Linked DNA regions of Mus musculus: regions 1, 2 and 4 are each linked to region 3. The links are chromatin loops, found by intact Hi-C in ENCODE. Cell type or tissue: heart. All regions are shown on one strand. Links, peaks and the distances in the headings refer to the core of each region. The heading gives the core; the rest is flanking DNA.

Region 1 (7,312 bases), core at 1,804-5,803, 66 kb before region 3:
TCCCTCTGCCTGGCGAGGGTCACACATACCTCCCTTGGTGCTGGCCCTCTGCACCTACAAACTCCCTGCTCAAACCATCCTCACAGCCCACACCCAAATCTGTGCATGGAAAATGGGGTCATTCACATTCTCTGTGCCATACTGTCCTAGGCTCTCGCCCTCACAAGCCAGACAATTCCCCAAATGTACCCTGCAGAAGGAAAACAGAGAAGTAAACAGTAACACCAGGGTCAAGTTCATAACATCTTTAATTAATATATTATGCTACAAAAATATTTTTGGCAAAATAACATTAATAGCATCTTTCTTTGTCTTCTATTATACTCTTAAAGAACTCTTCATGACAATTCATGGGGCAGGGGTGAAGGAAGAGGTGATAAAGAACACCACAAACATGGTGAGAGCTGAGGCCAGTTTGGTACAGTGAGGCACAGTGGGGTAGCCAACAAATCTGAGACAGAACTGGGCAAAAGCTAAGGTCAACTTCCCCCTTCTTTAGCTGAGAGCCACACCCACCTCAGCCTTGCAACCAGAGAGACTCCAGTCTAAGAGTCCTTGGTTTCTCACTCCAGGCATCTTAGACTTGGATCCTATTAAAAATCACATTCCCCAAGGCAGGTTTTAGGATGGAGGGGGCCTTTAAGTTATGTTTTCTTATCTGTCACATGCTCCCATCATGGTGGCCTGTGGTGTCAATATGATACACAGAATTATCCTCCTGGCCCCAGGAAACTCTCCCTATGGTCCATGAAGAAACAGAAGCTGAAAGAGCTTCTGTGGCTTCCCAAGCAGCAAGCAAAGGCCTCTCTATAGGCAAAGTCTGCCTTTGGAGACAGTGGTGAGGAGCTGACATTGCCTGGAAAGGGCCAGATAGGGTCCAAGAGCCCTTATAAGCTCTGATTTCCCTTCCTCAAGGTCGGGCACTGACTAAGAAGTGGCTCTGAGCTGGAGTCATGGGCAGGGTTTCAATCCAGGCATCTCCTCCCCAAGAGGTCCCCTGCCCAAGGGCAGCAAGAGTTTCTGCCAGTTCTTGGCAAGCCTGGCTGGGCTGTGTAAGAATGGGGGAGGGGTGTAGAGAGGCTTTAGCTGAGTACTGAATCTACAGGCTTAGATGGCCAGCCAGGGTGATATTTTTGGCTGCTTAGATGAATTTTTGGAAAACTAACAATGTGTAAAGAACCCAAACCTTACAAAGCCAGGGGCACTTTCATGGCATTTACACCAATCCTTTGCCAAGATTTCCAGCTGGTTGCCACATCTTCAGCCAGTGGACCCTGGGGCCTTGCATACTATGCGTCTACCTCCACCTGGAGAACTCTACTCTCAGATGCTATCCTTTAGCAGCTAGGGATGTGGAAGTTGTCTCAAATAGAAAGCCAAGGCTGTCTTTTGCCTTTCCTAGCTCCAACCTCTTCTTCCTCTGTCCTGCTTCCTTTCCTCCCTTGTCCCTCTCAGCACATCTTCATCTATCACTTTTGTGTCAAAGGTCATAAAAAAAAAAACAGACACAGGACCCACCTCATTGATTTGCTTGTATTTCCAACAGGGAGCAAATTCATATCTAAAGAGCCCTAACTCTGGAATGTGTGTGTGGGACTAGTAATGTACAAAGGGTTCCGTGGGGGACATCCTGGAGCAAGCCGCTAGGGTTATCCTCATGGGATAAATAGCTGGGGGGAGAGAAGAGAGCTTCCCCTGGGGAGTAACATGTATAAAGCACCATGTCTATTCTAGAAATAACAGATATGATTCCATCTGTCAGGCTGGGGTAGGAGGGATGAGACATGACCAGCAAGGTCAGCTGAGTGGGGTCATGGAGGGTCTTAAATACCAAGTAGAGGGCCTGGTGTTTATCTCATGGTTATTACTACCACAAGTCTGGTGGTCTTTTTTTTTTTTTTTTTTTTTTGCCACTTAGGGTGTCATTAAAACTACAACCAGCAGTTCTTTTCTCTGGGATCTGTTGTGATAGGGGCACTGGTGGGACAAAGTACCTGAGCTTCCAGGCTTGCCCAAGTCTGGACTGGACAAGACTAGGACATTGCCGGTGACCACACTCCATGTGAGAAGGATGTGCTTGGGTCTTTCAGTATAAGGTGAACGTTGTGAGTCACCCTCAGTCCAGACATTGCAGACCGTGTCTTTGACCTCCGAGATTGGCATGGACACCTCTTTGATTCCCCGCTAAGTGCTGGTCACTTAATCTGCTAGGCCACAGGCCTTCCATCTTTCTGTTTGACTCAAAGTTAAAACGAAAGTCCTAAAAATACTCATTGGAATCTCAAGGGAACTGGGCTCTGTGTTTATGAGTCTAGCCAGCAAGAACATGAAGTCTGAGAAACTGCTGATGGACTACTGGTCTGTTTCCAGAGCAGGAAGGGAAGTTTAAGTGGCCTAGCCATACATTCTGTTTTGTGTGCAAGGTCTCCTAGGATGTAGGCCAGCAAGTTGAGTTTGCTACTTGCTTAAACCCTGGCTTGGTAGAGCTCTCCAGGGGCCAGGAAACTTTGGCCCTAGGTGTCTGAACAATGGTTCTTTCTTTCTAAGTCCACACCTACCTTGAATTTTGTTGATCTGTTGGACTACTCTGCCCTCCTTCCCTCCCTCCTGCCTCCCTCCCTCCTGCCCCATCCCTCCCTCCCTCCCTCCCTCCCTTTCTTCTTCCTTCCTTACCTCCCCTCCTCCCTTCCCTTCCCTTCATTTTTCATATAGGGTCTGGTCATGTACTTCAAGCTGTTTTAGAACTCACTGTGCATCCCAGTCTGGACCTCTTATGATGCTTGTTGATGCTCTTGCCTCAGACTCCCAAGTACAGTCCTTACAGACATGTGCTACTAAGCAGGGCACGTCATCTTTAAAAACCTTAAAATGTGGTGGGGAAGAGAATTTGAAACACTTCCTTCCCTTTCAGTCTTCCTTAAGAAGGGGTCTGGAAAGACAAGTGGCCTGATGTTGGGGCTGGGAAAGTAGCCCAGGATAGCTCCACTTATCCCATGTTGATGGTGAACTCTTCTGGGCCCAGAAGGGTGGGTACAATTCAGCCCATGTGTGTAACCCTGGCACTGTGCTTGCACAGTGATTACATGCTGTATTAATTCACCATCTTGGCCCCACGCCTGGCACAGGTCTGGGCACACGGTCAGGTGCTTGGACTCTTTCCCCAAATGCTTCATCTTTAATTAACCTCGAGCTTGATCTCCATACATCTCATGCCATACTCTGCCCCAAACAGGGGAATCTGGCCTGTGTGTTTCCAATTCCTTTACACTTATCTCATCCCAATAGCGCTCTGCACGATCCGTTTGATGTCTAACTTCTGAGCCTGCTTTAAAAGTCAGCTAAGCCCCTTCCCGCTCAGCAATAGGAAGTCACATTTTTTTGCCAAGGATAAACTGACTCCAGTCCTGGTTGAGGTCAAGTTCAGTTTACAGTGTGGTGTCCATGGGACTGGCGGGACCCTGTGAAGCAGAGTTCCAGAATCTTGCCAGGTCTCAGGCTTAAACCTGTCCACTGGGGCAGAGCTGGAAAGAATTCTGCTGCCTGCCAGGATGCCTGTGGGACCCCTGACTATGCAATGAGTTGCCCAGAGTCCTGCCATCTCAGAAGGGAGATGTCTGCCAACCTAAGCATGGCGGTGCTGTAGCCAACCAGGCGCCATCAAGCCTGCCAGGGAAACCCATGTGCAGTGAGGTGAGAGAACGGGACCGGAGTCAACATGCCTGTCTCAGCTGTGCCACTTTGGAGAGGCCTTTCCTCTTTCTGGACCTTAGCGTCATTCTTACTCTTGTTGCCAGGTGAGGGCTCTTTTCTGCTCTCAGGATCTAGGACTCCTTAAATAATGAGCCACAAGTCCAGCTTTGGCCCACTGTGTTCTCAGTCAGACCCCGGAGGACAGAAGGCTTCTGTGCCTCAACTCCCTGCCTGTCCATGCTGGCTGCTAGAGGCTCCTGGCTACAGAAGCCAGCAGGGGGAGCTGGAGAAATGGCCTCCTTGTCTGCCATGGGAAGATTGGGAGGGTTCCAGTTTGGGAAATCTGCCTCCCCTGGTTCTTCTCCTGACCGAAAGAGCAGGAGTAGAACACAGTTTGAGGAGCAAGGGTATTTTTTGTATCACCCTAATCCAGGGCTGGGCAGGGCATACATCTTGGGTGGATCTTTTCCCTCTTTTGGGGGTTCAGCCTTATCATTGAATTGGAGGTCATCACATCGCACAGCAGGCTTTTGGCAGGTGGTTGTCTCTACCACGGTCATCACCACAACTGGAGGCTCCTGCACTCCATCGCCCCTAAGACTGTTCTGTGTCCACCCCTGCCCATTCCTGTCCTCTGCCCAGCTCACTTCCCAGCCCTAACCAGGTTTACCAGCCCCTCTTGAATGGAAGCTGGATCAGTGACACTGGAACATCAATCACCCACTTGCTTTGTGACCTTGGGTAACCCCATTCACTTTTTGGATCTCAGTGTAGCCATCTGACCACAGGACTGGGCTCATCTCCCACAGCACCAGTCTCCTACTTTAATGGAAAAACCCACCAGGAACCCTGGCGGGCCAGTCCACAGACACGTGGGACTTCAAAATAGCAGCATTCTTCTTTCTTTCTTTCTTTCTTTCTTTCTTTCTTTCTTTCTTTCTTTCTTTCTTTCTTTCTTTCTTTCTTCATTTCTCCTTAAATTGCCCTTCTGGGGCCTGGACAGGGTTAGGGAGGATGGCTGGCCACTATGCCCCTGGCTCTGAAATTTAGCCTCACAAAAGCTGGGGCTGCCTTTCTGCCTGCCCTCAGAGGTGCCTACAGTGGGAGAAGTCAAGCCTGAGTAGGAGGCTTGGGGCCAATTCAAAGCCACTGTCTACACAGGTCACAGAGGTCATGGGAACCTGGGTTCCTTCCCTGGGTTGGTGTTTGGGACTAATTCAGGGACTATAACATAAGCTACATAAAAATAGTTTTATCAATAGAATAAATACATTTTCTCTTTTAATATGGACACATATTTTACAAAAGAGCCCCATAGCACTATGGGAAATTAAGACCTTCTACAAAAAAGAAGATGTAACTGGAGTAGAATAAAGCTCTAGTGCTCTAAGGTCCCTGTCCTGTGTGAACTGCCTTGAGGGTGTTAGCACCATCTGAGGTGGTGTCAGATGGTGGACACGGCCACAGACTCCTGTGGTTTCTCTGGCTTCTCTGCAAGGGTGGTCGAGGTCAGGAAGGCCCAAGGCTGTGTAGTAGGAAGGGGGCTACAATGGAGGCAGTGATGGCATGGAGGAGGCCCAGTGTAGGCGCTGAGCTGCTGGTAGGCCCCACAGCGTCCTGCTGCTGGAGTTGGTGTGAGGACTTGACAAAGGGCTTGGTGGTTTCGGAGCTGGGGGTAGGCTGCAGGGGCAGCGGAGGTGGCGAGATCGTAGTGCTGCAAAGAGGAAACACAGGGACCGTCAGCAACCTCCTCCTAGGAAGAGAGCTTCGGGTTCAGCTCTAGTTTTAGCAGGTACCTTAGGGAGGAGGAATAGTCTGGAACCCCATAGCCAGCTCCACTGACCCCCAAAGACAGAGTGGGCCCACATGTGACTGATCATGAGGGCGGGTTCCAGGCAGAAACAACTGCAAAGTCAACTGGAGTCCCTAGAGTATAGCTTCCACCTGTCTCCTGATGGTCTACACCTTGTTGTTCCGCACAAGGTTGCTGAAGGTGGCAGAACACACACACACACACACACACACACACACACACACACACACACACACACACACACATACACACACTCCTTAATTTTCACCACATCATCCTATCTGCCATAGGAGAAGCATCCCCCACACCAGCTGTTCAAACAAGATTACTATCCTCACAATAAGCCTTCAAATGAGTCTTACCACCTCCTTTCAGCAAGGGTGCCTCAAAGAGGCTACTGGGTATCAGGTTCTGGGGCAAAGTAGGTTTGTACACCCATAGGGCAGGAGAGGAACGACCACTGTCTCTTTCGGAGATGCAGGCATAGCGCTCCTACTGAGTTTGTTTGTAAAACAGGGGTGGGGTTGGGGCTTCCACAGCACATTTTAGCTCACAGAAACCAGTGTGCTCTGTTTCCTGCCATGCTGGGCTTCAACCACATGGGACCGGTCACAATCTCACGGTACTGTTTTACATTACCTCATCCCCATCATGCCCACTGTCTTGCTGTTATTGTCACCACTAGAGACTTCCCTCTCTCTCTCCTCAAGGTCCATGACCTGCCCTATGATCTTGAAGAGCGAAGGTTCACCTAAGACACTATCCACGTTCCACTAACCTCATTGCCATAGTGGGGCATTTGTTCTATGAGAGTTAAAGAACAGGTTTCAATCTGAGGAGTCTTACAACAGTGCTAGGCCCTGGGAGATGTGGGAAGGCTTCTCTGAAAAAAATATCATTAATATTTTTATTTCTCTGCTTTTCAACTAATAACATCCTGCATTTACAGTGTACTTAGTAGCAAAGGCAGTCATCACACTCAGTGATTTTGCTGTGCCATATTTCAGTTTCTCCCAAGCTTGAAGAAAATGAGGATTCTTAGCAAGATGAGATGCAGTGGGGTCGATTGCTTCTGTGGCAAGAACCCTGAGCATTAGTGAAGTGCACTATTTCCTGGGTGAGACCTTGAATACTGATGTGGAGGAGGTTCCGGGGTCAGACTGAGGGCTTGTTGGTTGCAGTCCTATTAGTGCCTGTGTCTAGAAGAAGTCATTACCTCAAATTCTCTCTCCCTCCCTCCCTCTCCTTCTTTCTCTGTCTCTCTCTTGTCTGACTCTGTCTGTCTCCGTCTCCGTCTCTGTCTCTCTCCCTCTCTCTCTCTCTCTCTCTCTCTCTCTCTCTCTCTCTCTCTCTCTCTCACACACACACACACACACACACACATCCATGCCTCAATGCTGTTATGTGTCTCAGCCTGGGTAGTTGAGAGGCACTGAGGGCTGACTTCAGGGCAGTGGGCCAGGTGCCCTGTGAAGTGGCTGGAGCCAGCGCTCAGGCTGTCCTTTGCTAGGGGGGCAAAAACCAAATGGGAATTATGTCTCACAAGGTACCTATAGGTATTTTCTTTCACACTTTGAAAACTAAAGATGAAAACTCTCCCTTGGAGCCCAAGTGGGGTTTTTATTGCTTGGAAAGAGTCCCAGGAAAATGAAGTGGGATGGTGGGGAGGGGGACAAGCCCCTAGGAGTGCAACCTCCCTCCTTCCTCCCAGCTTACTCTGCTCACAAGCTGGCCCCCAGTCCAGGTCCCCACCCACTTTCAGGCTTATGTTGGGGAAAATTGTCTCATGGCACAACGGTTTAGAGGCCA
Region 2 (7,312 bases), core at 1,906-5,905, 89 kb before region 3:
CTCCTCTCCTCTCCTCTCCTCTCCTCTCCTCTCCCCTCCCCTCCCCTCCCCTCCCCTCCCCTCCCCTCCCCTCCCCTCCCCTCCCCTCCCCTCCCCTCCTCTCCTCTCCTCTCTTCTCTTCTCTTCTCTTCTCTTCTCTTCTCTTCTCTTCTCTTCTCTTCTCTTCTCTTCTCTATAAATGGTTATAATAGTGCTATCCTCCTCCTCCTCCTTTTCCTCCTCCTCCTCCTCCTCTTCCTCATTGAGTGAAGCTTAAATGAAGCAGGGTAATTGCAAGCACCAAGCATGGAGGGATTCGGATTCAGCAGATTTCTAATGTTTTACCTGGTGCCTGGTTCTACAGAGACCCACTCAGTGCCTGTTGTGTGATTACACGATCACAACACAAGGTGTCGCTGAAGAGAGTCTCAAAGCAATGGTGAGGAGAAGCAGTCAAGCAAGACTGAGATGAGGCTTCCTTTGCAGCACAGCAGGTGAGGTCTCTTCCCTATCACTGGGGTCCAACCATATTGCTAAGCACCCAGAAGATGCTGGCTGAGGCCCTGGCTATGCAGAGGCTCCTGAGTTTCCTGACTTTGAATCTGGGAAGTCTCAGAAGACCTCAGAACTCTGGAGAAGAAATGTCTGGAGACATTTTGAGTCTCTGAAAGATTATTCAGAAAACTACGCAAATATATGTTTATTATATATAGTTCATATTAATTTTTCTTTCAGATTTATTGTAACACTTTACTGTGAGTTAAACTAAACTCACTATGGAGATTTTTGAAAACAAGACCCTCCCCCCAGGATAACTACTGAGAATATCTTGCTGTACTAGATTTTTCCACACCTTTTGTTATTTTACATGGTGGAGACAACACTTTGCATACAAGTTAAAGTTCTGTATTTTTTTTCTGAACTTAGCATACAAAGCAGCTTTCGTGTTATGGTAAAAACACTCCTGTGCATTAATTTTAGAGGTTGCACATCCCATAATTACTTATCCAGTTTTCATTTGTGGGACAGGTTAGCTGTTTCTGCTTACTTTCTATTATGCTTTGATGTACCACATACTCTTATGCATGGAGCTGCACATGCCACAGCTACCCACCATTCTTCAATGGTGGGGCAGGGTGGTTGTTTCTGCCTACTTACCATTATACTCCTTGATGTGCTTTGCATCCTTATGTGTGGGCATCTGGTGATGGGATCACCATGTGGACTTTAAAAATACTTGATCTAAACTGCAGAGTAGGGATGATAATTTTAGAGAAAAGCTGGCAGTTTTGCATAAGAGAAGCAACTGTTTTCTCTTGAATGATCTCCTTGGCGACAGCAAGTTAAATTTGAGATCTTGCATGGGCCCTTAACCATGATTGCTTCTCACTAAACAATTGTGACATTGTAATATCTGTTAAATGATTGGCTAAAGGTGAATGGAAAGGAACAGAATGATGGAGTTGCAGGAAAGGGCAGGCATGCGGGATGCCAGAGGAAGATACCACTGGAAGTCCCACCCACATTCTTCCTTGCACTGCTTAAAGTCTCCATGGGGCACGTAGGGGACTGAGGGAACAACGTCATCTCAAAGCCAGAAAAGTGCAGCATCAAGAGGTGAAGATAGATTCAGAATATAGTACAGAGCAGTACAGAGCAGAACTGGGTTGGACTAGTCAGGACTTTCTGGCTACTGGCCCATCTCATGGGTGGACTCTAGGTGGCACTGTGGCTGCAAAAGTTTTAGGCTGAGGTGTTTGGGTAAAGCTACTGGAAATTTGGGAGAGAAAGAAATAAAAGAAAACGAATGTGATGAAGCAGATGCAGAAAGGTAACGACTAGGGAGGAGGCCACAGCTTGTGCTTGGTTCAGAAAAGACAAACTAGACTAAGGTCTCATTCATCTATTCACTCAGTCACCCAATGAGCATTTACTAAGTTCCACCCGAGGTCTGTCATGGTGTGATACAGATAAAGTGGTGGGCTGAGCAGCTGCACCCCTGAAACCATGTAGCTTATAAGAAACAAGAATGGCCAGCATTAGTTGACCCTTGTGTGAATAGGCAACGGTATGTTTGAGACAGATGCTAGGGGCCAGGGGTGAAAGTGTTGAGCTAATCTGTGAGAACACATGGCTAAGAATGGTTGTCCTGTAGAGCTGAGGTTTGAAGATGCTGAGAGTGAACAAGAAGAGAGAGATGAGGGAGGGAGCCTAGCTACAGAGGTCTGTGCTGAAAGGAGTCAGCTGGACATGTGGGAGGGGATTTTTAGCTGACACAACACAAGATTTTTGCCTTTATCCTGAGAGTACCGAAAGCAGTTGCGGGCTCCGAGCAAGGTAGGAGCTGGGTACAGAGTTGTTCGTTGAAAAGCTTTCTTTGGTTTAAGGATGGAAATGGCCTAGGGGGTCACCAGTGAGGAGACTGTGTATCAGGCAGTATAGTTATTTAAGTGAAGGGACTGTGGGACTGGTTGGGAGAGACGAGTCCCAGAGAATGACAACTGGGGACTGAAGACTCTTGGTATGAATGGACACCTGACATCGGCACCGAGAGGAACTGGTATCAGTGACATCGCAGAGGCAGTAGCCTTTGGAAAATGATCAGATTTGGATGAGAAGACCAGCCACTTTTGATACTTTTGGAGGGACTGTCACCTTCTCACCCCATTATTCCTTCCTTGGCTCAGGAGCAGGCAAGGCCATGTAAAGAGGGGGCCTTCTCTCAGCAGTAGGTGTGATCATCACACTGGATCATTGAGGGCCTGCCTGCTATATGACGGTGCGTCCACTCTGCTTCTTCTTTCTTGTGAGGAGCGTGCTGGCATCAGGTACCATCAGACTAGTGTGGCTTTCCTCAAGGTGGACTTTGCTCTGGTGGCTATGGCTCTGTGGGTGGGATTCTGCAGGAGTACGTTTGATATTTTGACCCAAATGTTTACCAGGGTCCATTTCCCAAGGATTTATATTGATGCGAGTTTTACAAAGCAGGCTTGTGGCCAGATACTCAAGCAGTCTTCAAAAGGGGCTAAAGCTGAGATGTTTCTCTCCCTCTGTAGGATCCATAAGGCCTTTTCCTCTGTTATTCTAGAAGGAAGAGAAGAATGCAGTGTATGGCTTTAGAGTCTTCTAAAGTGCAGATGCTAAACAGGTCCGAAGCTTGGAGGAATGGCCTAGGGAAATCACCATGAGTCACCAGTAAGAAATGTGGACTGGGGAAGACAGCTCTGGGTGGGCCTTGAGGAGCTTCGTGTTTTAGGGGGACAGATGAAGGTGTTCTCCTGAAGTAGGCTGGACAGAAAGGGAAGAAGTGAACTGAAGATGAGATGGAGCCCCAGAAACTTGGAGAAGATGGGAGTTTTAGGGGAGAGTGGCTAGCACATGAACATGCTTGTTAGATTGACAGAGATGCTGCTGGTGACTTTAGCAAGCTGAATTTGGAAGGGTGGGTCTCTCATGTTTAAGTCAATGTGAACGTGGTGTCATCCAGTGAGTTTTGAGAAATGCATAGGCCAATGGGATCACTGTTCCAATCAGCCTGTGTATGTCCATCACCCCTAGAAGGTACTTTGTACCCCTTTGCATCCAGTTTCTTTCTAAATCCCTGCCCCCAGGGGGCGTCTTGCTAGATAGATCTGTTAGTTTGCCTGCTTGAGAATTTTATACAAACTCGGAGTGTTGTATCTGACTTCTTTCCCTCCATTTTGAGTAGAGGGAAATGTATGCTCCCCGCAGAAAGTATGTGGGTCTGCAGTAGCAATTCAGCCCTCATGCATGGAGTATCCACTGTTTATCACACATTTCTCCACTCACTGTGGGAATTAAAGTCATGTCCAATGTTTGGCTATTCTGACTAAGGCAGCTATGAACAGTTTTGTATAGTTTTGTGATGTGTTCCAGCATCTTTGATTTATTTTTGTCCAAATCATAGCTAAGAAACCTCACAGCAACAGCAACTGGGAGGGGCTGCTGGGTCCAGGAAAGGATTTATTTTTAAGGTGTAAAAGACTGGTGCATGGTTAAATGTTGCTGCTCATGATCTGCTTGGAGGGATCAGTTAAGGAAAGGGAAAAGGGACGATGTGAACTCTGAAAAGGAGTGGGAGAGAAGATCTTTTCTCAGCTGGAGGGGAAGTATTGGAAGAGAAGCAGAAGCAGAGAAAGATGGGGTGGGTTTGTGAGCAGAGGAGGAGAGGTTTTCATCAGAGGGGTTTGGTTTTACTGTGAAGTAGAAAGCAAGGTTGCAAACAAAGCTGAAAGATACTGCAGGGTGTCAGGGGTTGTGGAGAGGGGCAAGGTATGGAATGGATACTGTAAGGAGGGCAAGAAGTCAGGGACAAGAAAGATGAACTGGGGCTGTTGGACACTGAAGCCCAGTGGAGGCTAATATCTGACAGGAGAGTAACACCCACAGCTTGCTGTAGAGGTCCCACCAGTGGTCTGCCCAGTGCAGACGTGAAGAGGGCATGGGGAATGGCACGTTTCTGAGGAAGTTATCAGATCCAATGGATAACGGATTTCAAAGGATTCCGTGAGCCCTGTGTCAGGTTAGGTATCCATGTGAGTGCAGTGGGCATGTGACTTCAAGTCCAAGTGCTCTTTCCTTGACTCCACAGCCTCTACGGACTGAATGGCCAGGTTTGCATCTTAATCCTGCTCCCGCCTCAGGCTCATCATGTAAGTGCTGGAAAGGTTTACGTTCTCCACGTGATAGAGACACCCAGTCTCAGACAGCTGGAACACACTGGCTGCCGGGATGATTTTCATGTCTGGCCCCAATTCTTTAACCCATATATCAGGATTCCATAGTCAAGGCTTTGCCACACATTTTTATAGTGAGGGGAGTAGCCTTATGTCTTGGTCTTCATAGTTGATTTTGTGAACCTAAAGGATGTTGTGTCTTGGTGATTGCTAAAGAAAGTCACTACCTTCTCAGCCTGCCCAAGAAGTAACATACTCAGCCATTCTGCATTGTGGCCAGGTACTTAGCAGAATCTACATTGTAACAGCTAAGCTGAGCACAGCCAATGGTAACATGCAGCAGAGAAAATGCTTGCAATTGAAGCTACTACAATATGGCTCATTTGTTTCGTATTGTGACTGACTGATACAGAACAGGCCCTCTGTCAAGTGCAGGTGTGGTCACCGACACTGTCTCTACTTTGGACAGATTGGTTTAACAGAGGTAGATGTGACATCCCTTGAGACTTATTTATTTATTTTAAAAGAATACTATTTAAAGATCAAATTCCAATTCTAAAATTGACATGGAAATCTAAGAGGCAGATGGGAATGTTCACATAACTTCTTGGGGAGGCAAAGGTAGCTGAAGAGACTCACTGAATATCTTCTTTTGTGTGCACATGCAAGAACCTAATTGTGATGGGGCTGGGGGAGGGCTGGAGCTAAGCTGAGAAGAGCTGTTGCTGAAGGACGTAGTCAAACATTACACTTCAATACTAGCAAGTGATTTTAGGCTTAACTTGAATCTCTAGCCTAGAGATGTAGGAGAGTATGCAATATAGTGATTTGGCCATGGGATTACTTTTCCCTACATTGGGAATAATGAGGCTGGTGAAAACATATTAGCTAGTGCTCAGTGCAACTTTCAATCAAGTATGAGGTTTGGTATGGGCTTTAATGTCCTAGGTGGACCTCTGGCTGAGTGAGCATGTCAGCCACAGCGTGTCACCAGTGGCCTTATGCTTGTAGGCCGCTTCCTGGTGGAAATGCATCTTCCCAGATGTCAGACCAAATGATCAACTTTATTTAAGTACAAAAATAACACTTTTCATTTTTCTTTATCTCTTTGAGTAAACACCATTATAAGTCCAAACTGGCTTTGGAAGCAGAGATGCTTCTCAGAGAACCCCAAAGGGTACATTGCTCACGGTTTTGATTTTAGGATTCAGATTTTTTTCTTCACATTATTGACATTGAGGGACACTTGATACTGTTTTTATAGTGAAAAGGGCACTAAAGAAAGGGAGAGGCTGAGGGCAAAGGAGAGGGGCGACGGATGGCTCGAAGTCCCAGGACAGGTAAAAGGAGAAGCCTGGAGTCCTGTATGTGAGTGGGAAGATGACTTGGAGGAAAGAAAGGTCCTCTCCTGGCTGAGACAAGGGGTATTGGAGTGCTTGGTGTGTCTGCAACCTGGCGACTGGGGTCAGACAGCTAGCTGAGGAAATTCAAACCAAAGGGCCCAGTGAAATAGGATGCAGACTCCCCCTTGTGAATGAAGGCCACAGTAGTCAGAAAGAACTATAAACAGAGTGGCAGCAGAGCCAGAAGGAAGGGCTGACTGGGCTGAGAAAGCACAAGATGGGTGAGGTATGTGTCCTGATGAAACCAGCTGCATTTGAAGTTGCCATCTGTCTGCTCAGTGGCTTCGTCTCTCAGTGACAGCTCCTGCAGTGTCTTTGGTGGAAGGTCTTCTCTGATTGTGCTCCTGTACTGCACAATCCAAGCTTTAGTTCTTCAAGTTGGGTGGGCTCCAGTGGGTGCTTTGCTATCTGAATGTTTGTTTCTCATAGTGCTCTTCCAAACTATGTGTCTGTAATTTGTGTAGGATATGGAGATGGCCAGATGGTTATGCTGGTCTGGGTAGGTTGGCAGACATAGCATGCATGGCCATCCTGCAGTCAGACTTGAGAAAAGCAACTTGTCTTTCTGTCTAGAGCCTATCTCCTCCCGCTGCCTGCTGCTCCTCCTCTTACTTTCCCTGCCCTCTTGGCCCATATGCCAAGCCAGCCTCCATGCTCTGACCTTCCTCTTGTGACGTTGCCCTCTTGGAGTAATGTAGGACAAATAGGTTAATTCAAGTCCAGCCTAAGGCTTTGAGAGAGGCCATGGAACGGGGCTCACAGTGGGGAGCCCCACACCTAAGTAGAGGTCCTCCACTTGCCCCTGCTCAGTCCCATTTCACCTTGCTGTTTACTGAAGGTCTGCTCTCTGCTCCATCACTAGCTTGCAAGTCAGTTCTTTTCTCTTCAGTTTCCAATCTGTCTGCAAATCACCCCCCTCAGCACACGCATTCACAGTGGTGATGCTGTAAAGTACAATGTGTTTGTGAGTTGTTCTGTGCTGTTTGAGGACAGTGAGAAACTGGCTCTGAAAGCAGGTTGATTCTTCTATCTCAGAGCCAAACATGGTAGGTGTTTGTTCGTTTGTTGTTGGTTTTTTTTTGAAAGATTTATTTCTTTTATTTATGTGAATACACCATCACTGTCTTCAGACACACCAGAAGAGGGCACTGGATCCCATTACAGACAGTTGTGAGCTACCATGTGGTTGCTGGGAAATGAACTCAGGACCTCTGAAAGAACAGTCAATGCTCT
Region 3 (7,312 bases), core at 1,976-5,975:
CCAAGTGTCACAGTCAGAGGTTCCTAGCCTTCTCTGTTTATTGAGTAAGACTTCTCTCTTATTATAGGTATAGAAAGCTGTCTCTTGTGAGACTAAGCCGGGGCCTAGCAAACACATAAGTGGATGCTCACAGTCAGCTATTGGATGGATCACAGGGCTCCCAATGGAGGAGCTAGAGAAAGTATCCAAGGAGCTAAAGAAATCTGCAACCCTGTAGGTGCAACAACATTATGAACTAACCAGTACCCCGGAGCTCTTGACTCTTGGTGCATATGTATCAAAAGATGGCCTAGTCGGCCATCACTGGAAAGAGAGGCCCATTGGACGCGCAAACTTTATATGCCCCAGTACAGGGGAATGCCAGGGCCAAAAATGGGAATGGGTGGGTAGGGAAGTGGGGGGGAGGGTATGGGGGACTTTTGGGATAGCATTCTAAATGTAATTGAGGAAAATATGTAATAATAAGAAATATTTAAAAAAAAAGAAAAAAAAGAAAGAAAGTAGGAGCATGTGTCCTGGGCATGTTTAAGGAGAGAGGCAGAATCAATCTGGCTTGACTTTTGGGACTTGATCTAGAAAATATGAACTTATTTAAGGACAAATATCTGGGCAAGGCAGTGATGCTGTGGTGATGGTGGGATTGCAGGTGTTGGGGGATGGTGGTGGGAGCATTTGGAAGCCCTGTTTACTTGGCTTGGAACTCAAGTCAGAAGGAGAAAGATATACTGCATATGAGAACACAGTTAAGTGTATAACTTACAGGTTTTAGATAAGTCTCTGGTCCTGGAAGGTCTAAAGGTGTGATTGTTTGAAACTTAAAACATGAACATGACTCCTGTAGATGGAGCAGTGGCCTTTGGATGAGAAAGCTAAAGTCTTAGTTAAAGGTCTGGCCAGAGTGGCGAGCCCTAACAGAAGAGGTCTGAGGTGACAAACTGTGCTGGCAGATGGAACCGCTCAGTCTTTCCTCGAGGCGGCTGTGGCAAGCCAGTCTCACCTCTGCTAATGACACTCCTCTGCATTTCAGTTTGGCATGATTATACCCTTCTAAAGATTGTGACTCTTACTGTCACGGCCATGCCTTTGGGCATGTAATATATCTTTGAGTCCTTTTACAGCCAACTTCCCTCTTGGCTCATGTCAGCTAGCTACCAGTGAGCTATTGGGGCGGGCTAAGGACCTCTGAAAACTTCCTCCTCAAAACCAAAGGAACACTGGGCAAATTGTCAGAACCAACCTTTTTTAGAACTCTGGATATGAACCAAAGGCTTGCACGATTCAGGAAAAATTTAATCAAGAAAAACAGCTCCCAGTAAGAACAACATGCTCTGTGGCATGTTAGCTTGCTCCATTCTCCCACACTGCCGATGGGAGTGAAATCACAGTGAGCAGCTGCCTGGCTGCTACTAAAAGGGACACAAGAGAGGGATGTCTCTGAAGCTCCATTCCCAGAGCACCTTTACAATCTGCTATGACTGGTGGCTTTCTGGAAGCCTCCATTGCCAGGGCTGTATAGTCTTTTCCCAGGGTGTTTTCTGAAAGCAACCAGAGGCAATTGGTTAACATCATAGCTGTCTGTGGCAATGAGAAACTCCAAAAGATTCCTGGGAATCGAGAAAGCAGTGTGCATGCATTGAGGTGTCCCGATGTGCTTTGTGCTTGCTAGAGAAAGACCTGAAATGACTCCAAGTTCTTGTCTCTGGCTAACCCAAAGGCTCTTCAGGAAGGATTATTGGCTTTAGCCATTTAAGAAAAATCTGTCTACCTATTAGCCACTCATTAGGGCAATTGGGCAGATATTTCGATGTCCACACAAGTCAATGAAAAGAGAATGATAGGACTGGCTCTGAAAAGTCACCAATTAAACACTGTCAACCACCAACAGTCACAGCAAACTCAAGGGAACATCTATAAATCCTAGATTTGAGGCATCATGTTATTTTAAATGCCCAGTTGTAACCAGAAATTTGTAGGCATGCATAGAAATAATTAAATATAAAAAATAGTTAATAAGGAATATTCTTGAAGAAATACAGAGGTCTGATTTTTTAAGCAAGGACTCTAAACCACTTAATTTAAATATAAAAAAACAGTGTCTAAAGAACCAAAGCATTGCCAATAAAGAGGTAGTTTAAAGATTAAGACCACGTGCCGCTTTTTCAGGGACTCAGGTTCAGTTACTAGCATCTACCACCCACAATTCTGTTGCTAGGGGACCTGATGCCCTCTTTTGACCTCTGTAGACATCAGACATGTATGTAGAGTAGACAAAACATTCATACACATAAGATTTCTTAAAAAGTAGCTAAAGTATAAAAAAATAATGCTTCACCAAATACAGAGTATCAATAGGAAGGCAATTATACATATTTGTCTATATACACCTATGCATATACAGACATTTCTAAATACAGCAAACACCCACACATTATATAGTGGCAAAGTTCAGTTGCTGAAATAAAAACTTCATGAAAGGGTGTCAATATATTTTTATTGGTCAGAGAAGTGACAAACCTGAAGAAAGTCCAAATGAAATTATTCAGCCCAGGAGATAAACTAATGAAGAAGCTTGGGACATGTATGTGTGTTAACATGTGCAATGAGAAGAAATAGGAAAGAAAGAAGCAGAAAGAATATTGAAAAGTAATGTCTGAAGACATTCTACAGCTATTAAAAATCAAACCTACATAGTCCCACAGCTCAATGACCTCCAAGTTGGGTACATTCAAAGATATATATAGTTAAACTGTTAAAAGCCTCAAACAGAGACTGAACCTTGACAGTGACAGGAAAGGGATGACCCCCAAGCACAGCTTAATACAATTCACAGCAGATTTCTCACCAGAAGTCATGAAGGCTGAAAGGCACTTTATTTTAAAAGGTGTTGCAGATGAAGAATTCTATATCTAGCAAAACTATCCTTCAAAAATAATGAAGTTAAGACTTTGAGAAAATATATGAAAACAGAACACCAGAGAAAGTAGATGATAAACAAAGGAAGTTTGTTGCTCACAATTTTGGGGTCTGCAAAATCCAAGATTGAGGGATCAGCAGATTAGGTGTCTGGTGAAGTCTCATTTGGTTCACAAGGTCTACTATGTCCTAAAACCATGGGGTGAGGGGGTGGGGACAAAGGAGCTCTTTGGAGTCTCTTTTTATAAGCATGCTAATCTCATTTATGACAACCTCATCCTCATGATGTAATCACTTCTCAAAGGCTCCGACCCTGAATCTAATCACACAGAGGATTACATTTTGAAACATGAACTTTGAGATGACACACATATAAAAGCTAGAATTAGTCACCAACTGAGTTGTTCTACAACATTAGGAATTTGGGTTAGGAACCCTTAAGATGGACTATCTCTTTTATCATCCAGCCAAAGTCTAAGTTCCTGCTAAAGTGCATTCCATATTGGAGAAAACTGGGGCTCAGGGGACCCCAGATGGAGTCAGGAGAGGAGTCACTGTGGGAGCCATTGAGAGCCCAAGGCCAGACTCAGCAATGTAATGGACTCTTCAGCAGGAAATGCCATAACCTTGGCACCCAGAGGGAGCAGATGTGCGTTTTTCCCACATTAGGACATCTAGCTAAGAATGGGTTCCTTAGCCCTGAGGGAGCTATTTGGGAGTCATGGGTGACTGGGCCTATTTACAATCTCTTAAAGGGACCACCGTATCCTCTCTGGACTATGTACTGCCTCCCTTCTTTCACTGCTGTTGTTGGTTCCCCACACATTCCAGAATGACACTAACCCAGACACTTCCATGTGTCTTATCTTGCCACCTTACTCAAGAGAGGCTTCTCAACTGAATTCAAATCCAGAGCCTTAGATTCTCCGCCTGGCTGCCAATACCAGTTGTTCCATCAGATTTCTGCAGAGGTCAGAAAGAAGGGAATCATGGTCTGGAGATACTTTCTACAGCTTCCTGACTACTTCTGATGAGTTGAAAATCATCTTGGAGGGTAGGTACCAAACCAGGCACTCACAGGTGTGAATAAGCAGAGAAGGGGGAAGATGATGCTAACTGTGAGTAGGCTTTTCCACATCTCTGCTTCTGTAGTCCTCACAAGGACCCTGTGAAGTATATACTACCATGACTCCAGTTCAATCACAGAGATTGGTGGGACCACTGCTCGTATCCAAGTACTCCCAAGGCAGAGCCCATATGCTTTGACACAATCTGTTTAGCCACTCCAGAAAAGATATCTGGTCCCAGGGAGGGTAGGGAGGGTAGCAGAGGTGTGCTTTTGTTTAGCTCAGTTTTCATACACTCAACACCAGGAGGAAGTAGGCCAATAGTGAGAGGGCACAATCCAACTTTATCCTCTCTGTCACCCTTTCCTTTCTAGGAATATTGGTTTCTTTCTGAGACAAATCTGTGGCCAGCTTCTGAGCCAGGCCAAACTTTCTGGAAACCACTCACCCTGGACCTGGGAGGATGCTAGCTAGAAAGCAAATGCTACTTGTCATGTTTAGGAGGTAGGGCAAAGAAGGCTGGGCTTCTGAGGCAATCAATCAGTGCTGTACAAAATGGACTCCTCAATAAGGAGATGATCCTCAACCCTGGAGAAAAAGGAAGTCACACAATAAGCAGAGTCTGCAGGGTACCTGGGAGGGCTCTGTTGACTCGGGGAGGCTCAATTCTGTCTACAGCTGGTTGGCTGTTCCTGGTCAATTCATTGATTTCCCATCCCCCCCCCCAAAAAAAAGGTTCTGTTTCTTGGTCAGTAACATGCAGATGTTGAGTACAGGTCTCTGTGGTGAGTTTCTAAAAGGTTTAGAAATTCACTCACATCATACAGTGAAGAAGATGCATCCCTTTGGGGGTAGGATTTTTGTTTTAAGATAGACTGGTCTTGAACTCTTTGTTCTTTTTTCTCAGCCTCCCGATTGCTTGGATTACAGACATGTTCCACCATGCCCAGCTGGTGGCATAGTGTAAATCACCAGTGGTCAGTTATAGAAAGTCTTGACTAAAAACTGGGCAATAGATAAATGGGAAGATTAAGAGCCTAGATAGGCTCAGGATGCACTGGTTACCACAAAATATTCAGGCCACAGGAACCCTGCCTGGGGGAGAGGCAGATGGAGGGTTATTTATAGGGTCAAGACTGACACCCCAGTCTTCTGAGAGGATACGGGGAAGATGCCCAGTGAAAGGCTAAGGCTGGAGCCCCACCTGGTCGGCTGCTGTGGGGGAGATTCCTGCCTTTGCCCCTCCTGGATAAATATAGATGGGACAGGCTCTAGGCAGGCACAGAGGCTGTCTTTCCTGATTCATAAAGGACTGGAGAAAACTACTTCTCTCAGCTTCAAGCCCTGCAGGACTGAAGAGAACCCAGCTTATAAGTTTCATGGATTCCGGTGAGGTTATTAGCTGCACAGCACTTTGATGACAGACTCTGATACCCAGGGGTAAATGTCATTTGTACAGTCACATTGCTCAGCAGTCTGCTCACAAAGAGGATGCCACTGGAAACCTTTGATGATACTCAATGACTTAGGAGGGGACTAGTGGGAAACACATTGTGTACTACTTTTTCATGGCAAGTTCCAGGAGCTTGGCTCCTTTTACTCTGACTCTTCATATCTTACCACATCACATATTGATGTTACACACACACACACACACACACACACATTCACTCTCATACCTGATCTGTCTCCAAGCTGGTAGATGTGGTTACCTGAATGTCCTTAGTACCAAAATCACTTTCCCACGCTGGCACCTCCTGTTACTAGAGGTCATATCTTCCGTGTAGCCAGAGTGAACTTTATGAAATGTAACCTGTACCTCTGATGTAAGGAAGAAGTGAGAGAATGAAGGAAGGCGTCCCAATACAGTAGCTCTACAGGAGCCCAGCTTCTATGTGGCATGTGTAATGATGGGGCTGTCACAACAGCATCTCCACTCTGTCACCAGTGCTTTCACCATTGCCTCCACCAATAGCATCTAAAAGCCACATGTTGACACGTGCCATACTACTTCGTCTACCTCTGACACTTCTTTCCAGCCACTAAATGGAGACCTGCCTACCTGGCAGGATGAAGGCAATGGTGGCAAGCTGGCAAGAATGCAGTGTTGGGCACAACATCCAACAGGGTGGACGCTGAGCTCACTGCTGCCATTATCATCATACTGACTGTCTCTGTTCATGTGGACATCCACACTCTTGCAAACTGAGGCTTCTTTGAGAGTAGTCATGTCTTTAGATACAGTTCTGGGACCTGGGCTCCAGTTTAAGATCTGGCCAGAGCCAAAACTGTGGAGAAATCTGAGGTATTTTGTTTGGGTTTCCATCAAGTTATAAGAGCTCAAGGGCAAGGAAGAACAGAAGGGCAGGCCTGGCAAGATAATTCTATAGAGAGAAAAGTGTGGCTTAGAGATAAGCTTTGAAGAGATTGTGCCCCTTTCCATAGCCTGGTAGCAGTCACTGCTGTCTACAGATGGGTTGCTGTTGGGCAAAGTGAAGCAAATCCTCTCCAGGGCATTCTTTCATTCATTCAACAATCAGTGGGCACCTACTGCGAGAGGCTCTCCCACATGTGTTGCCTCTGGAAGTGTGTACCATCCTGTCCAATTTCAGGGATTCTGTGACTTGTTCCAGGTCACACCACTGTCTGGTAAGTGCTCCACATGATCCAAGCCCACATTCCCTGTGCCTGTCTTTCTTTTCTCTGCACAGATAGACCCTGTAGATCCAGCTCCTTGTCCCTCCCTAAAACAAGACAGGATTAGTAGTAAGCCCTGATCCCCAGCATCCTTATGAGCACAAGGACTCATTTTGGAAGCAGAACTTGGCAGACCCACTGGGATTAATTAATTACAGGCCTATCTTCAGGGTGGCCCCGTCGGCTATTGAGGCTGCCGCATACCTGTTGATTGCATAATCCATAAATACATTTGACATCTTTAATTGGAATCAGGCCCCCTAGGCCCTGCCCACAGCTGAGTTACGAGCTCCAAACTCCCTGTTGGCAGCACAGCTTCTGCCTGAATTGGGGCCCAGGGAGGAGAAATCAACTTATGGCATGATGACATTTCTCAAGGATTAGGAAGCAGAGAGAAAAAAAAATCCCTGTCTCAGTATAAGCATGGATGGCCCTCAACTCAAGCTCTGTGGCTGTGGTCACCGTCCTATCACAATTCTCTTTATCCAAAAAGCCTTCTTGGGTTTTTAGAATGCTGAGATGCTAGACCTACACAATGGAACTGTTTACAGGACCTATACTGGCTCACATGTGGCTTTGGGACTTTCTTGATGGAGTCCACAACTAGTCTGCTTTACCTAGATCCTCTCCCAAGA
Region 4 (7,312 bases), core at 2,133-6,132, 73 kb after region 3:
TGACTTTTTCTCCTTCTGTGCAATAACTGATTGAACGTGAGCCCTCGAGGTCTTTGTACAATGAAGTCAGGGACTTCTGGGTTTACTGGGGGGTGGGGCATCTTAGACTCTGCCTGGCAAGGCAAACTGGGGTGGCTTGGCTGGTGAGACTAGAGAGGTGAGAGATATTACCTCATTTCTACCTTCAAAAACTCAGGATTTTTTTTTCCTTTTTCATTAAAAACAAAACAAAACAAAACAAAACAAAACCAAAACCAAAACCCCAAAACAAAACAAAACAAAACCAACCTGATAAGTGTTCTCTGCCATGAAACTATGGAACTTGGGGAATGTCTAAATGTACTCTATGGCCACTAAGAGCACCATCTAAAGATGCTTTGGTGTGTGTTTACTGTAGTGGGAAGACACTCATGATACTCAGTGACCTGAACATGGAAGGTTTCCAAATAGCAAGAACAGGAATGATCTTGGTTTTCTAAATATGTATTCATTTATATGTGCGTGTATAGGGAGACACAGATTCGCATGGGGAAATGTGAAGATGTATATACATCAAATGTTAACAGTGGTTACTCCACCAGATGGTGGATTTTTATAATCTCTTGTTTATGCCTCGTATAATGATTACATACTCAACAATGATACATACTTGTACAGTTGATTTTGAAGAGGAGAAAAAAAGACAAATCATTCTAAGTGGATCACTGGCAGGGTGAACTTAGACAAATTAGGAGTCCATGGAGCCTTGGCCTTCTCCTGTGTAAGATAGGGTTGCTGCCCATCCCTGAGGCTGCTCTGGTTTATCTGTACCTCACAGGAGAGCCTGGTTTTCCTAGGTTGGCTTCTGCCTGGTCTCCTATTTTCCCTTTCTCCATACTCTGCTGCCCCTCCATCCACTTTCCCTCCAAGTCCTATCTGAAGCCTTTCCACCTCCAACCCTCTCAAACTTGTCCTCAAGCCATAATGAGTAAGAGCCAGATGGGTCCAAAGATCCAAATACTACCAGTATCCCAGTGGGGATGCAACAGTTCCTATAGACCACATGATGTCAGTTCACTAGTAGAAATGGTTTGGGAGGAGGGACAGAGATGTCCCGTGTATCCCAGGTATACAAGGCAGCCATCCCTGAGACTGCTCTGTACAACCTCAGCTTCTAGAAAATGGGCATAGTCCAGGCCAAGAGAAGAGCCAGCATGAGGAAGGGCCTTCCTTCTAAACTATTACCGCCTCATCTGCTGCCACAGCCTCTAACTTCCTACTGTGAAGCCTGCCTCACGGCCTGTGATGTTGTCCCTAGTGATGGCCCTCAGCTCACCCTTACTGTGCTTCTCTTCTGCTGGGTGTGCACATGCTGTGGGCCTCGCTGGGAAGGAAAGGAAATCCATGTGGAGAGTTTAGGTGGCCTGCCTGAGAACAAGGGGCTAGACAATAACCCCAACCCATCTTACTCTGGGGTCCCAGGAACAGGCCTTCCTTAGAAGGCCTATCTTGACTCCCTAGCCTTGACTCCTCTCAGCCCCACAGCTTGTGTTTCCAGGTTGGCCTGACTACTGTCCACCAAACTGAAGCAGCAATGATAAGCTGACAAAGTTCTATGATGGCACTGGAGGCATGAGCATTTAATGGAAGCTCAGAGGCTTTCTCTCCAAATCCACAAATCCTGAATGATAAATAAGTAAACCACAGAGCTTTCTCTCACTATCTTCTCATATGTGAACTGTTGATTATTTACAAAACTCAACTACCTCAAACCTAAAGCATACGGCATGTATGCACTGTCCTTTCACCCACACATCTAGCCTCCTTGTAGCTCTCCCCATGTTTATCCAGAAACATAGCCACCTAGAAGTGAGCTTGAAGATAAGAGTAACCAAGTGACTGAGCTGTTGCAATGGGTGCTAGAAGGCTCATGAGTCCAACCCCAAGTTCTGCTTTTCTTCCCTAGGTCTGGAATGCAGACAGGAGGCTGGACCACCTTGCACTGCAGAAAACGCCAAAACGCCTGGCAGCAGAAGCAAGAAAAAGGACTCCAAACCATTCCCAGCCTCCCGGAGCAGAGCACACTCTCAGCCAGGATTTTCACAAGAGGAAATATAAGTGTCTGACATAAAACCACTCTGCTTGTAAATCAAATTCATATTCTTTTTAACAGACTTACAAGGTCTCTGTGACAGTTAGATGAGACCAAGCCTCAGTGTGGTGTAATAATACATGGGTGGTATTCTGTTGGGTAAAATGACTTTCTATATTGAAGTGACCCTTGGGGGAACAACTCTGTACACCCCATCCACAAAAAAACTAGACACCTCAAAAACTGCTCAGTGCTTGACAGTTATAACTGCAGAGCCCACCCCACCATGAACCTTTCCTATGACAGAAGGCATCAGATATAATAGACAGGACAGAGCTGATAGAAAGGCACAGACCTCAGGCAGCAAGTATCTTTCTTCTTAGGAAAAAAACAAAATGAAAAAACAAACTAGAAAACAAGTCAAAGATTCACCAAGTCATTGAATCTGCTGGATTCACTAGGGACAGGGCTTCCTGGTGTGTTCCCTAAAAGAAAGAAAGTCACACACGGATGACATCCATTTGTATGTCCCCATGGTTCCTGTTCCATTGGTGAACATGGACTCTTGTTACTACTTTGTGTCCTCCAGGAAACCACACTCCTGAGGGCAGTCCCCTCCTCCTTCCGCCCATGTCTGTCCTTTAGGATCAGCTACATAATTTGCAAGTTCTGGAACAAAATGATGAGGAACCCCTAATTTATAAATTATTTCCAGTCTCAAAACGGTGTCAGTCAAGCACAAGATAAGTATGCGCCCTAGGTGGCATTGGTGCCTCACGTTCAAACAGCTGGTCCCATTCCCTCAGGCCCAGGCTCTGGCTGCACACAGTAGGAGTTACAGGCGATGCTTTGCTGGAGAGAACAGAGTCTGTACACAGTGCGCAGCCTCAGTGCTCTGGCGTCATCCTCAGGGAGGTTGGGCTCAATGTGTTTTTTATTCTTCTCCCCAGGCCCAGTTCTTAGCATTTCTTGGAAGAAGTGGGCGAGGGAGACCTGGGGGATCAGAGGCTAGAGGTCACCTAGCAAACAGCCTGCCCTGAACTTAGCAAGTGGGCACGAGCAAGCACCAGGCTTTGCTGAGCCGTTCTCCTCGTTTCTTGCCACAAGATATAAACTAATCTACTTAGTTAGAAAAACATGGTTTATTGCAATCTAAGTAATTTGTATTTCTTTTTCTACCACAAGATGTAAACTAATCTAGTTAGCTAGAGCAAGTTGGTTTAACTGAATTCAGAGTAATTACCCTCCAAAGCAAAGCGATGTGTGTGTTTTTTTGGTTTGCTGGACTTTTTTTTTTTTTTTCCTTTCCAGTATTCAAAAGTTGAGACGTATATGTACTTATGACTAAATAAAAGCCAGCCTTCTTTCAGTTTGTTGGATCTTTGGCCTTTCTGGAGGGTCTCAGCCGCTATCCCAACCACCTGGGACTTCCCGAAAATGTGCTGGAGGTGGCATGGAAAATCCAGCATGTGCTTTTGTGGAAAAAAAAATTTGTAACAACATTTCCTGGAGCAGTAGAGTGCCAACTCACGGGGAGGGGTTGGTGTGCTTGGGGGAGGGGGTGAGGACGGGGCAGCCCCAGGGCTGAAGTGACCTGGGAACCTTGTCTCGGTTATTGTGGGCAGGGGCACTGTCCCATGTTCTCAGGGTCAGCATGCCCCAGGAGAAAGCACTTCACACAACCTAGCCATTCCTATCCCCATAGGACAGGGCTGAGCCAGGCTCAGCAGGGATGACTCATCTGGACCAGGGAAGCTAGGAGGCAGCCCAGGACCTCCAAGGCATTCCCTCTCCTAGAATCTGGGGTGCTTTCCCAGCAGTTCCCAGCAGGGGCCAGGCCACCTCTTACTTTGCAGTAGGTTGCTGATCACCACATCCAAGCGCCAGGGCAGCTGCTCTGCGGACACCGAGCAGCCACTGTCTCACTTTGCTCTTTGCCCACTGGGCTAGTTCCAGCTTCTGTGACACTGTCTTCTCTGCTACAGGACAGCCTGGTGGATACTTAGGGACAGTAGTTTTGTTCCTGCTATGCCTCACCTCTCTATGCTAGGCCTCAGTTCTCTGGTTTCTCTGTCCCTCTCATTCTCCACACCAGGGAATGGACAAAGCTTCCAGAGGTTGTCCCTGCTGGAAGTAGTATGCTTGGGAGTAACTCAAGCGCCACCTGAAGCCATGAAAACTGACAGCATTTCTAATAGGAGAGTGATACTCACCTGGGTCCTGCAAATCCAGTGGAGTGCTCACTGGATGGGGAAAAAAATAGAAATAAAAAGGAGAGGAAAAAATGACTGGTCCTAACTAATGGTGGCTGGGCAGGTTTATTGTAGATATGTGAGAGGGTGGAGTTAGAGGCAAAGGCATCTGGGAGAGTCCAGAGTGCTCATGACTTGGCTGAGCTAGGAGAGGAGGGGAGGAGAGCAGGGGTGTTTTAGGGTAGCCAAGAGCTGAGTGCAAGGTGAAGGGATGTGGGAAATAATGAAGGCAGAGCCAGGCAAGCTCCTTTGCTTGGAGGCAGTTTCAGCAGCAATGTGCAATTGGATAATTGAAATCAGAGGTGAGGGCTGGGGAGCAAGAAACTGGCTCCAGGACAAATAGAGATGATTGCTATAGCACCTATTGGCCTGGGCTCCTCCCAAGACAAGCTACTCAGGGGATAGGAACCTGGCCCCTCTACAGAGTCTCAGTGTAGGAGGATGAGAATAGGTGACAGGAGATAAACCTTTCCTGCAAGGGCCATGAGGTGAACATGCAGGGCTTGTAAGAATACTCCATTGAACTCAGTTCTTCTGGAAGAACAGCTAGTGTTCTTAACTGCTGAGCCATCTCTCCACTCCACTCCATTTCTTTTCTGGTGTGCACTGACGGGACCCTGAGTATACTAGGATGTAGGTGGGATGCTGGAGAATCAGAAGTGAACTAGGCAGGTATAGTCCTTTGTGCCCAATGCCCTGGGTATAGAAGTGGTTACACAGTCTCTACCACCAGAAGCTCAGTTATAGGTCATGCAAGCATGAAAAAAGCCTACTCCAGGACACAGATAAACACTTCAAGGTGGGTAGACACATCTATGGGTCAGTAAACAGGGATGCCAGTAAGCACGGGATGCCAGGCATGACCATGTGTTGAGAACAGTGTCTGGTACACGGCAGATGCTCAGTAAACATGTCTTCCATACAAAAAGGAATAAGATGACTGGACAAAGCTTTGCAGGCAGACAAGACATCTTACCTAAAGGTTGGGAGAAGCAGAGGTCGGGTGAGTTGTGCAGGAGAGTAGAGGCACTGCCACCATGGAACTGCCTCAGGAGGTTGGGTAAGCAGAGATGGGAAGCTAGCAATGCTCTGCTTAAGGTTTTATACAGCCTGTCAATTGTGGTTGCTGGAGCCCAGGTAGGATCCCTGGGGTCCACACATACACCTCTAAGCTATCATCCCACAGCAGGCTCAAAACCTCATTGACAGGATGAGTTCTGTTAGACTCCAAGAAGAAAAATGAAGTACAGTAGGTAAGGAAGGATCCTCAGCTAGGTGACTGCAGATACCAAACACCCCTTCACTTTGGTGAGTCAGAGACGTGAGGGGGAAACAGAGCCGTGTATCTGTCTTTGTGTATCTGCCCATGCTGAGTAAGGGTATCCTGATGCTCTGACTCCTGGGAGCAGTGTAGGAGGCAGTTTCCTATGACACAAGGGGCTGATGCCCCTGAAGCTGGACTCTAGGAGCTGCAGGTGTATGGCGTGCCTTGCTGCCATTCCTCTTCCCTCTCCCCAGGTAGTGACCCCAAGTTTCTGTGCCTGGCTGACAGGTCTCCAGGAGACACCTGTTTTTCATTGCAAGTCCTGAAGGCTCTTGGCAGTGGCTATGTTTGTTTTGGGGGGAGGATTCAGTATGGGAGTAAAACACTGTTTCTGCAGGTCTCCAGGGGTTGCTTAGGAGGCCACAGACAGCCTGAAGAAAAAGCAGACCAGGGCATCCCTGGGAGCATGGCAGATGCTGGGCTGTTTGCCACCAACCAACTCTCCAGTAACAGTGGAGCCACGGACTGTGAACAGAGGCACAGCACAGAGAAGAGGAAAATACAGACAGGCCCTTACAAAAGAGACACTACATCACTGCCTCCCCTTGCAATCATGTCTTCATTTGATCCTTTATTCATTCATTGAACATTCTTTCACTTAATTTAAAAAGTGCCAGCCAGTTCCTGTAGGAGCCCAGGAACCACAAAGGTAAGCCAAGCATGTTCCTGGAGCTCAGGGGCTCCTAGTGTACAGTGAGGACCAAAAAGCAGAGACTGTTGAGAAGTGCCATGAAGGCACATGAGCGAGGACTGGGAAAGCATGCAGGACTGGAGCCTCTGATTACTGAGAACGCTATTTGTCAAGGGGGGCTTTCAGGAGAAGGGGCACTTCCTGGAGACTTGGAAGTCAAGCACAGCTGAAAAGCCATGGTACACAAGACACAGGAAACATGGGGAAATTGCATAGTGGCTAAATGGAGAGAAATTCTGTGTGGTCAGAGAAATGCATGGGAAGTTACAGGCCATGGGGCAACTGGACATGGTTATATGTGAATCTCTTCACCCTCTTTTAGTGTCCTCTTCTCTTCTATTTAAACCTCCTTCTGCTTGGTGCTCTCTTGTTCCTATCATTCTTCATATTCATCCAATTCAACATTCTCCCCTCTCCCCATTCCAGCTGTGATTAAGTCTAGAAAGTTCAGCCACCTCTGGAATCAGCCGAAGCTCTGGGTAGTTTAATGCCTTCACTTAAATCTGTGCTATGGAGCAGGCTCAACTATCTCATTTTATATATGTGATAATATGTTCTGAGCAGTTGGTGGGTCACTGCTTTGGCAGAGCAGACTCAGGAGTGGTAACCAGACTCAGAACCAAGGACTGGGTCGGGTGTCATAAGCTGAGTCCAGTTCATGGAACACCAACCCCAAGGACTCTGTTGGAAGATCATGGCCAGCAAGGTGTGAAGAGCATTCCACAGGTCCACAGTAGGGCTTCTGGGCAGGGAAGGAATCCCTAAATCCACTAGTGATGTGCAAGAGGTGCACATTCAGATGCTTGTCCAATAGTTTGGAGACTCTTCTCATCAGTGCCTGGTCCAGTGATGGTATAGAGGTATGGAGAAGATAGACTATTGTCTCTGTCACTCAGAACATTCTTCTAAAGTCTAAGGAGCTAGAATGCAGCACTGTTGCCTCCCTTTGGCCTCTTTCCATTAGATTTTGAATT

What was found. A loop is a pair of places that touch in the nucleus more often than their neighbours do. Peaks named below come from ENCODE experiments on the same cell type or tissue, not always from the same donor. Only the 100,000 strongest peaks of a DNase experiment are listed, where the experiment ranks them.
Region 1: it touches region 3 in a loop (1.9-fold over the local background); 3 of 42 quality-filtered maps call a loop at or near these places.
Region 2: it touches region 3 in a loop (2.0-fold over the local background); 3 of 42 quality-filtered maps call a loop at or near these places.
Region 4: a loop joins it to region 3, with 1.8 times the contacts of the local background. A loop is called at or near these places in 2 of 42 quality-filtered maps.

The regions. Positions count from the first base shown.
Region 1 is chr4:114,608,017-114,615,328 of GRCm38, reverse strand. Trabd2b (TraB domain containing 2B) reads right to left here. Exons shown (of 7, transcript NM_001085549.1): 7 at 231-5,404. The coding sequence ends at 5,200. The region is part of intron 1 of Gm33655 (a long non-coding RNA gene); the gene reads left to right. Among named protein-coding and RNA genes, the nearest start is that of Gm12829, 69 kb to the left of the region's middle. In heart, for the core only: a CTCF peak has its summit at 3,957 (motif pointing right); no DNase peak of the experiment used is centred there; H3K27me3 peaks cover 2,663 bases.
Region 2 is chr4:114,630,431-114,637,742 of GRCm38, reverse strand. The region is part of intron 1 of Gm33655 (a long non-coding RNA gene); the gene reads left to right. Among named protein-coding and RNA genes, the nearest start is that of Gm12829, 46 kb to the left of the region's middle. In heart, for the core only: a CTCF peak has its summit at 3,565 (motif pointing right); no DNase peak of the experiment used is centred there; H3K27me3 peaks cover 3,849 bases.
Region 3 is chr4:114,541,913-114,549,224 of GRCm38, reverse strand. The region is part of intron 2 of Trabd2b (TraB domain containing 2B); the gene reads right to left. Among named protein-coding and RNA genes, the nearest start is that of Gm33710, 120 kb to the right of the region's middle. In heart, for the core only: no CTCF peak of the experiment used is centred there; a DNase peak (open chromatin) is centred at 3,544; H3K27me3 peaks cover 573 bases.
Region 4 is chr4:114,468,869-114,476,180 of GRCm38, reverse strand. The region is part of intron 2 of Trabd2b (TraB domain containing 2B); the gene reads right to left. Among named protein-coding and RNA genes, the nearest start is that of Gm33710, 48 kb to the right of the region's middle. In heart, for the core only: a CTCF peak has its summit at 3,890; a DNase peak (open chromatin) is centred at 3,880; H3K27me3 peaks cover 3,685 bases.